Linked DNA regions of Homo sapiens: region 1 is linked to region 2. Evidence: read pairs that join two places in POLR2A ChIA-PET (ENCODE). Cell type or tissue: GM12878. All regions are shown on one strand. Each heading gives the region's core, and the rest is flanking DNA. Links, peaks and the distances in the headings are about the cores only. Region 1 overlaps NFKB1-AS1 (NFKB1 antisense RNA 1). Region 2 has its middle 45 kb from the start of SLC39A8.

Evidence for each region. ChIA-PET counts read pairs that join two places held together with the same protein. Peaks named below come from ENCODE experiments on the same cell type or tissue, not always from the same donor. Only the 100,000 strongest peaks of a DNase experiment are listed, where the experiment ranks them.
Region 1: POLR2A ChIA-PET joins it to region 2 with 6 read pairs; 4 of 35 experiments call an interaction of 5 or more read pairs at or near these places.

What each region holds. Positions count from the first base shown.
Region 1 is chr4:102,440,685-102,445,086 of GRCh38, reverse strand. All of the region lies in intron 2 of NFKB1-AS1 (NFKB1 antisense RNA 1), which reads left to right. Among named protein-coding and RNA genes, the nearest start is that of NFKB1, 58 kb to the left of the region's middle. In GM12878, for the core only: no CTCF peak of the experiment used is centred there; no DNase peak of the experiment used is centred there.
Region 2 is chr4:102,388,479-102,392,880 of GRCh38, reverse strand. No RefSeq gene overlaps it. Among named protein-coding and RNA genes, the nearest start is that of SLC39A8, 45 kb to the right of the region's middle. In GM12878, for the core only: no CTCF peak of the experiment used is centred there; a DNase peak (open chromatin) is centred at 2,230.

The DNA.
Region 1 (4,402 bases), core at 101-4,100, 52 kb before region 2:
ACTGTGGAATCCTCTAGTGATAGTGTTCGAGTTATCTGTGTGGGGTAAACTGCGTTGTTATAACTGTTTCCAATTGTTTGCATTTTCTAAGAGAAAACTGGAAAACGTTGCATCTGGCAAAGATAGTGAGAGCTATCTTATTAAACCTGCGTCTGCTGTGCTGCTTCAAGTGATTATATATAAGGCACATGGGAAGGAAGCTGAATGAAGAAAATGACTAGATAAATACCTAGTAAATGGTTCAAAGGCTGGGCAGAAAAATAAACTGTGACTGAGGAGTTACCTTGCTCCTGATTGGGTCAGTTAGAAAAAAACAAACATGCAGACTATTAATATCAGGAAATTGATTCTCTTGCATGTAGCAGTGGTCTAGATTTTACTGGAACAAATGGTTAGAAAGTGGAAACCATTTCATATAAGATAAACTCCAGAGTGTACTTCAGACAACAAAGAGAACAAGAATGCCTGACCTCTGTTACAGAAGCTGCAACTCCAAAATAACTTCAAAAGCACTGTAAGTTTAATGAGGAAAACATCCAATTTTGTTCATAAAACAAAAAAATTGGATGATTGTGCTTACACCTTTTCTTTTCTGAATGGCTGAAGAATTCTGTATACTTACATATATTATGAATTGATCAAAAAAGGCTGTGAAAAATTGGACAAACTCATACTGTCACGTATTTGTACTGCAAATAGGCTCAATTCTTTCAAAAATCCATTGATACTGTGTAACAAAAATTATGAAAATGCTTCATACATGTTCACTGAATTGTATTACTAGACATTTGTTTTAATCAAAAAAATTTTTTTCTCTCTCAACGAAGACTCCCTCCTTGACCAAATTTTAGTTATGCTTTTGAGTCCTCTTCTCAACTAGCTCTGACCTTGGCTTCCTGTATGCGTGTCCTGTTCTTGCATAGCCCAGTTCAGTAAAAATCTGTGCCCTCCCCCTGTCCCACTCATATTGGGTCACCCTTGATATGTGACCAAGTTCATCCCCTACCTTTGATTTATAAGTCCTTGGCCCACCTTTAGCAAGAATCCTGTTAGGTCAGTTTAGTAAGAATCCTCCTACCTTGATGTCTCCTCTTAGTAATTTTCCATCCACTGATCCCCTCACTCTGTTCCTTGGCTATAAATAGTCTTGAATAAAGTCTTCCTTACTGGCTTAATGAGTGCCAGAATAATTACACACACACACAAACACACGATTATATAATTCTCTTTCTCTGATATATATACATATATTGGAGAGAGAACTAAAAGTGCAGTCTAAATATTTAGTAGGAGGAGATTGACTAAATGAATTAAAAATTACAATCTCTGAAATAGTATGCTGGCATTAATAGTCATCGACAATAGTATGCTGGCATTAATAGTCATCAACTTTCATAGAATGCCATTCTCCATACTGTACTAAGTGCTTTACGTGCTGGGCCTCCGAAGGAACTGAAAGCTACCAGGAACCTAAAGCAGCAGTGCTCTCCATCTCATGTTGTGCTTCATTCTTCCCTTCAGCAGTGGCTTCCTCTGCTCCTCAGATCTCATGGCAGATAACATGGCAGCTGCAAATTTTTATTGAGGAGTAGACTCTTCTCCTTTTCTCTCCAGAAGGAAGCAGTATTGAAGGTGTAAGAGCCAAGGTAAAACTCTTCCTTTGCCCTCTGAAGGTTTGCTGAACAATCGACTGACGAAAGGCAGATTAATAGGAGAAATGGCATCCAAATTTATTAGTGTGCACAGGAGAAAAACCACAGAGTGATTACCCAGTATCCCAATGGGTAACTGGGGAAGGGAAATGGAAAAGTGTGGATGATTTTTGGAGGGTAGTAACTGATTTTCAGGGGAATTCAATGGGCTTAGAGAACATATAATGGCCTGGGACAAAATCTATTGGGCCTGAAGAGCCTACGATGGTTTGTGACAAAATTCTGTCCAGGTTTGTTGACAGACTTCAGCTTTTCTTCCTGTGTATTAGTTCGGTTAATAAAAATTCAAAGAAGAAAACAGTGGTCATTGTTTCCTTTATTGCCAGGTCTAGACTTCAGGCAGACAAGGGATCTTCAGAGAACAACTTCACCTTGTGCTTTGAGAGAGACAGGATTGAGCGAAAGGAGGTAGGGGGAAGGTCAAATAAACCTTAAGGCTGCTTCTTCAGTTCAGCATATCGAAGTGCCATGTTTTGGTTTCTGAACCCCAACAGAGGAAGCAATTCCATCCTTCTTCCTATTCCTGTGGCATGTTCCTCCTCATAGGAGGAGGACTGGTTTGTGTTACTAGTGACATCAAGCAATACACTGAGGTTTGCTAAGCAGTGGTGAGGTCATGGCTTCAGATTGTGGGTGGCACAGTCCCATGTCTCTCCTGTCTTTTGTTAATTCGTGGACCTGTGTTGTCACTTGTCCTTTGTCTCCTGGTACTAACTAGACCAGACCAAAGATGGTCTCTGGCAAGCTCAGTTTAGTTTCTAAGCCCAATAATAGGTTACTAGATCAATTGGAACCTGCCCTGTGGGCCCAGAGAAAATTATTTCATAAGAAGAATTCGTTTCAGGCGAGGTCTTCATTTCAGGAGAGACCTCAGCCCAAAGTTGTGTGCCCCAACAGGAGTTAACAAAGCTCTTAGTTTGGAGATTATTTGATTTTGCCTGACCCGTATTGCTTCATCTGTACTTTGCTCTGTAAACAGAACAAAGGCACTCATCCTTTCTCAGGTGTTAGAATACTACAAAGGGAAGAAGGCAGTGGTGTGCTAGCAAATTGGCTGTCTGGGTGGAAAAAGACTGGATTTGTAACAGTTGCTGATTTTTCTAATGTAGGTACTTTCACCGTGGTCTATTTCCAACTCCCAATGGTTTGACAACTGCTTATGGATGAAGTTCCTCAGTTCTGACCATCAGCTCACTGAATGTGCTCCAGTAAAGTTGCAAAGCGAGTCATTAAGCTTCGTCCACCACAGTGAGAACAACTTTTCCTCAGTCCATTTCCCATCAACCCCTGGGGAAATTTCTGAGTTGCCCACCTTGTCTGTTAGGCTTCTTTCCCTAGTTTTATCAGGTATGACCAGGGGACCATGACTACATTGTAGACGCATGGTTGTTGGGAGTCTGCAATAATAGATCGGGGCAAATTTAGGGGTTAATGTGTGCTGGAATAACATCCCAGTCATAGGTTGGGTCTCTCCAAAGCAGAGCCTGAGACAAAGACTTATGTACCGGAAGTTTACTTAGAAATATGATTCTGGAAAGCAGAAGTGCAGAACCAAGAGGAAAGGAAAGACAAAATAAAGATGCATTATTAACTTCTACAAATCTGACCCTTCTGTCAATGTGAGTTACTAAAAGAGTAATCTCCTCAAATAATACATAGTAAGAAATGAGCTGGGAGTTGCCAGTCTTCACTGGAGCTTGAGAACAAATCCAATGCAGATGAAGGTAGACCTAAGATAGGTGCACAAACCAATCCCGGTGACGTCACTTGAATCTCTGGATTGAGATACGCTGTATGTACCATTCCCCCTTCTCCAATTTTGTCATGTGAACCAGTTCATTTCTTTGTTGTTTAAGCCAGTTTGAATCATGTTTTCTGTCATTTGCAACCAAAGAGTTCCAACTGCTATACTTCCACAATAAAAAGCTCACATTTTATTCTGTTTGTCAGTATCTTCTCCAATAGATTGCCACCTCCTTGAGTTAAGGGCCTATGCATCTTATTTAACTTGTATCCCCAGCATCTAACAGAGCACCTGGCATGTAGTAGATGCTCAATGCATGTTGGATTGAAGGAATATGTTACATTAATTTGACATCTGTAATACTGATCATTTCTAGTCTCATCAATGCTTTCTTAAAGAATGTAAGTGGGTTAAACTTTTCTTGTGCAGGGAAGAAAAGAAGATACAAATTTGCAAGAAAATGTGATAAAATGCATTTACTCAGGGGAAAAAAAAGAGACTGGTTATGTGAAAGAGTTAACATTGCAAACATAATGTATCTCCTTAGACCATTTTTTCCTTGTTGACTGTAATACAACTAAAATGTTAATAAAGGTATAGTTATAATTCACTCATTTACTGTACCTAATATATAATGAAATTTTTTCTCTGATTTTTTTTATTCCTAAGGGAAGAATCTCTATATAAAATGAAGATCTAGCAAGGAGAAAATGTCATGATGTTGATAATCTTATTTAGCCTAAAAGAGTTACCATGAATTATGAGCTTATTGATTAGAAACTCACAAAATAAAAGCTTATTTATAACCTACTTCATACTTTTATATTAAGACTACACTACTTCTTCCCCTTAATTGAAATCCTTTCAGAGTAAGAACTGGAAAGTTCAGAAAGTCGATAATTTAATCTAACTATCCATCATTCTATCTGCATTTTTTGCACATAGT
Region 2 (4,402 bases), core at 228-4,227:
CTATCCTTACATTTATGTGAGAAACTTTATGTAGCCATTTACTTGCTTTACAAATTCTTCAGCAGTATAATAAATCAGAGTTACCTAATTAAGTGTTAATATGTAAGGATATAAAGTTGGCCAGACTCACATAATCTCACTTTATTTATTTCTTTCAGGAAGTAGAATAACATCCCCTCTAACAAATAAAAAGTAATAACACACTCCTATGAAAAGGCTGTCCTTTGGTGGCCAGACATTTTGGAACGTGGAATTACAGCTCTAATCTGGGCAAAGCTGCTGTGGCTTCTGTTCCAGGCTGGCTGACTCTGTTGTACCTAGCATAGCACTGTTCCACTTCTTTAAAGGGGGCCACACATAGGAATCTTTGTTTCCTCTCTGGCGGTGATCAAGTAAATGGAGTGTATTTTTTCAGGCCTCAGATAGAATCAGCCACATAACTAAGCCTGAAAAAATCTTGTTCCCAGGGCCTTGTCAGCTAAAATCCTCTCAGACTAGCTGATAGGGTGTGTAGAGATTTAAAATAATAGCTCCACATGCCCTTTGCAATAATAATGAACAGGTATTAGAAAATCTGTTACGGTACCCTAGCCCAGTTTTCAACTCTGTTTCGCAAACACTCTCTTGGTCTGGTAGCTACTTGCATAATTGCTGGCATTTCAGGTAAAGGAATTTTAAAACATTTTTCAAATTCCACACTGTTTTCCATCTTAAAAAAAAACAAAAAACAAAAAACTAGGGCTATTCTTAGCAACATTAGAAAGCACTTTCTGTAAATAATCTATGAATTGTATATCAAAGTTCAACACTGAAATGATTTGCCACTTGAGAGCTGAAAGGATTCTTGCCTCTATTTTTGGCTTTGTTTTGATTATATGTTATTTATTTCCTAAATGATGCCACCCACTTAATGGAGGTAAGGTATAAACATGTGAAATGAAGAAAGCACATTTGCCATTTAATGTGGAAGCATAATGTTGTTATTATGAACCCATGGCCCTATACACGATTGATTAGGAGTTGAGCTGATCCTAGCAAGTTTCTAACACTGGTGGCCTGAATCGATTGATTTGTTTATTGCTGAAGCTGCCATTAGAAGTAGGTTGATTGGTTCAATTTAACCAGTGAGCAATCTTTCCTACCCGTGCCCATTTTGCGCTACCTGAGCAGATTCAGAGGTGAATAAAACATGCCTCTGTCCTTGAAGAATATATAGTCTAAAACAGTGATACTCAAAGTGTGGGCCATGGACCCATGCTGACCTACAAACTGTTTCTTACCCAGTCCATAATGAAATAAGCACGGCAATTGAGAGTAAACTTTTAGGAACTCTCATAGCAATTTAACAGAGTAATTTTAAGTGTGTTTATTTTGTTCTGCTAGTAATTTCTTCCTATTGTAGTTTTAAAAGTATTGGTCCAAAACTGAGAGGAAATTGAAAAAAAAATTGGTTCTAAACCACTGATAGTTTGATAGCACTGGTTGCAAGCATAAGTCAAGTGTGTTCACAGATAACTACAGGTGGTTTGATCTACTGTAAGTAGTTTGATCTTTCTTTTTCATTATTTTTGAATTAAGATACAATTCCCATACCATAAAACCTGCCCCTTTAAATAAAATGTACAATTCAGTAGTTTTTAGTATATTCACAAGGTTGTGTACTCCTCACCATTATCTAATTTCAGAACATTTTTATCATTGAAAAACCCCAAACCTATAAGCAGTCACTCCCCATGCCCCCATTCCCCCAAGCCCTTGGCAAAAACACTAATCTACCTTTTGTCCTTGTAATAGAGATCTGCCTCTTCTAGTCATTTGCTATAAATAGAATCCTACAATATGTGGCCTTTTGTGTCTGACTTTTTTCACCTAACATAATGTTTTCAAGATTCATCCAAGTTTTGGCAAGCATCAGTAATTTATCCCTTTTTATGGCTGAATGATATTCTAATTTATTATTTATCTAATGATATTGCTTATCCAGACATCCGTTGGTGAACATTTTGGTTATTTCCACTTTTTGGCTATTGTGAATAATGCTGCTCTGAGCATTTCTGTACAATTTTTCTGTGAATGTACATTTTCAATTTGGGGGTTATATATACAGGAGTGGAATTGCTGGGTCATATGGTAACTCTGTGTTTAACTTTTTGAGGAAGTGACAAACTGTTTCCAAGTGGCTATACTATTTTGCATTTCAACAGCAATGTGTGAGGTTTTCAATTTCTTCACCTTTGCCGACACATCTTGTTCCTCCTTTCATTATAGCCATCCTAGTGGCTGTGAAGTAATATTTCACTGTGGTTTTTATTCCCCCAATGACTAACACTAATGACTAACAATCTTGAATGACTTTTCATGTACTTATTGTTCATTTGTATGTCTTCTTTGGATAAATGTCTATTCAAGCTCTTTGTTCGTTTTTAAATTGTTTTTTTTTTTAAATTGTTGAATCATACAACTTCTGTATATATTCTGGATACTAGAGCTTTACTGAATACATGATTTGCAAATATCTTTTTGTATCTGTGAGCTGTCTTTTCATTTTCTGAAAAGTATCCTTTAAGGTAAAAATGTTTTTAATTTTGATGAAGTCAAATGTATATACACTTTTCTTTCTTATGCTTTAGGTGTTAAATCTAAGAAACCATTGTCTAATCCAAGGTCATGAAGATTTATACCGATGTTATGTTCTAAGAGTTTTATAATCCTAGCTGGATATTTAGGCCTTTGATCTCTTTTGAGTTAATTTTTGTATGTGGTGTTAGTTAGGGGTCCAAATTCATTCTTTTCATGTGGATATCTGGTTGTCACAGGACCATTTGTTGAAAAAGACTATTCTTTCTCCACTCAATAGTCTTGGCACCCTTGTGGAAAATTAGTTACCTCATTAATGAATGTATGAGTTTGTGTTTGAACTCTCAAGTCTATTTCATTAATCTGTATGTCTATCTTTATGCCAAGTTTTGAAATCTGGGAATATAAGTCAAACAAGTTTGATCCTCATTTTTTATTATTTTTTGGCTATTCTATATTCCTTAAATTTTTATATGAATTATGATATAAGCTTGTCAATTTGTTCAAAAAAAAAGCCAGCTGAGATTTTGATAAGGATTTCATTGAATTTCTAGATAATTTGTAGAGTATCACCATTTAAAAAAATTAAGTCTTCTGACCGGTGATGATAAAATGTTTCTCCATTTAATTAGGCCTTTTAAAATTTGTTTCAATGGTGTTTTGTAGTGTTTAGTACAAAGTGTTGCAACTCTTTAATTTATTTCTAAGTATTTTATTCCTTTTAGTGTTATTTTAAATGGAATTATTTTCTTAATTTTATATTCAGATTATTCATTCCTAGTGTACAGAAATATAATTGAGTTTTGTATATTGATCTTGTGTCCTGTTACCTCACTGAACTAATTTATTAGCTCTAATAGTTTGTGTGTGTGTGTATATGTGTGTATTCCTTAGGATTTTCTATATACAAGATCATGTCATTTGTAAATAGAGTTAGTTTTACTTCTTTTCAGTTTGGATGTCTTTAATTTCTTTTTCTTGTTTAATTGCCGTGGCTAGAACCTTCAGTATAATGCTGAATAGAAGTTATGAAAGGAGACATCCTTTTCTTTTTACTGATCTTACTGATGACTCTTCTGTTTTAATCAAAGATTTATAAAATGTGGGCTATATCTTCACTGTGTTTTCAACCCAGTCTTTCCTGTTGGAGGGGGGTCACTGTTATCATTTCTCAGGCTGTCCATTATCTTAACACTTTAGGAATATAAAGAATAACTATTCGTTTTGTTAAAATATAAGTAAGCCCAGACAAGGGTAATAAACATTATAATACCTATATACATAATAATTTTTTACAAATCCAAATGATAATCCACACAATGTTAGACTAAAGAGCTAGTTTTCTTGTAATTTATCATTAACTGTAAGCTTTGTTATGGTTACTTTAATGAACCATTGTGAATGTAAGTAAATTACAGGGCATATTTCAGAGGTGAGGTGGCAAGGAGGGAACAGGCAACTTTTGGTTGTTCAGAATCTACTTACTCAGCAAGTGGAATTTAGAATTACAGGATTTCAAGGTTGAAATGGTAAATTCAAAAAGTTCAATCATTATCTGATGTTTGAATTCCCCCATAGATATCTTTTCTAAGTATTTATGTAACTTGTGAGTCAATCTCTCTAGTGAGAAGAAACTATCATAAAGGTCACCCATTACACCTCAATTCAGAGTATTTATTGTTTTAATGACTTAAATTATTTTTCACATTAAAACTTCCTGCAGAGAGGGTTGAAGAAAGAAAAATGAGTATTATTATTATTAGTAGTAGTAGTACAGTTGGTTAAAAAGTTAAAATTAATTGCTCAGAAGTGATTTAAGGATAAT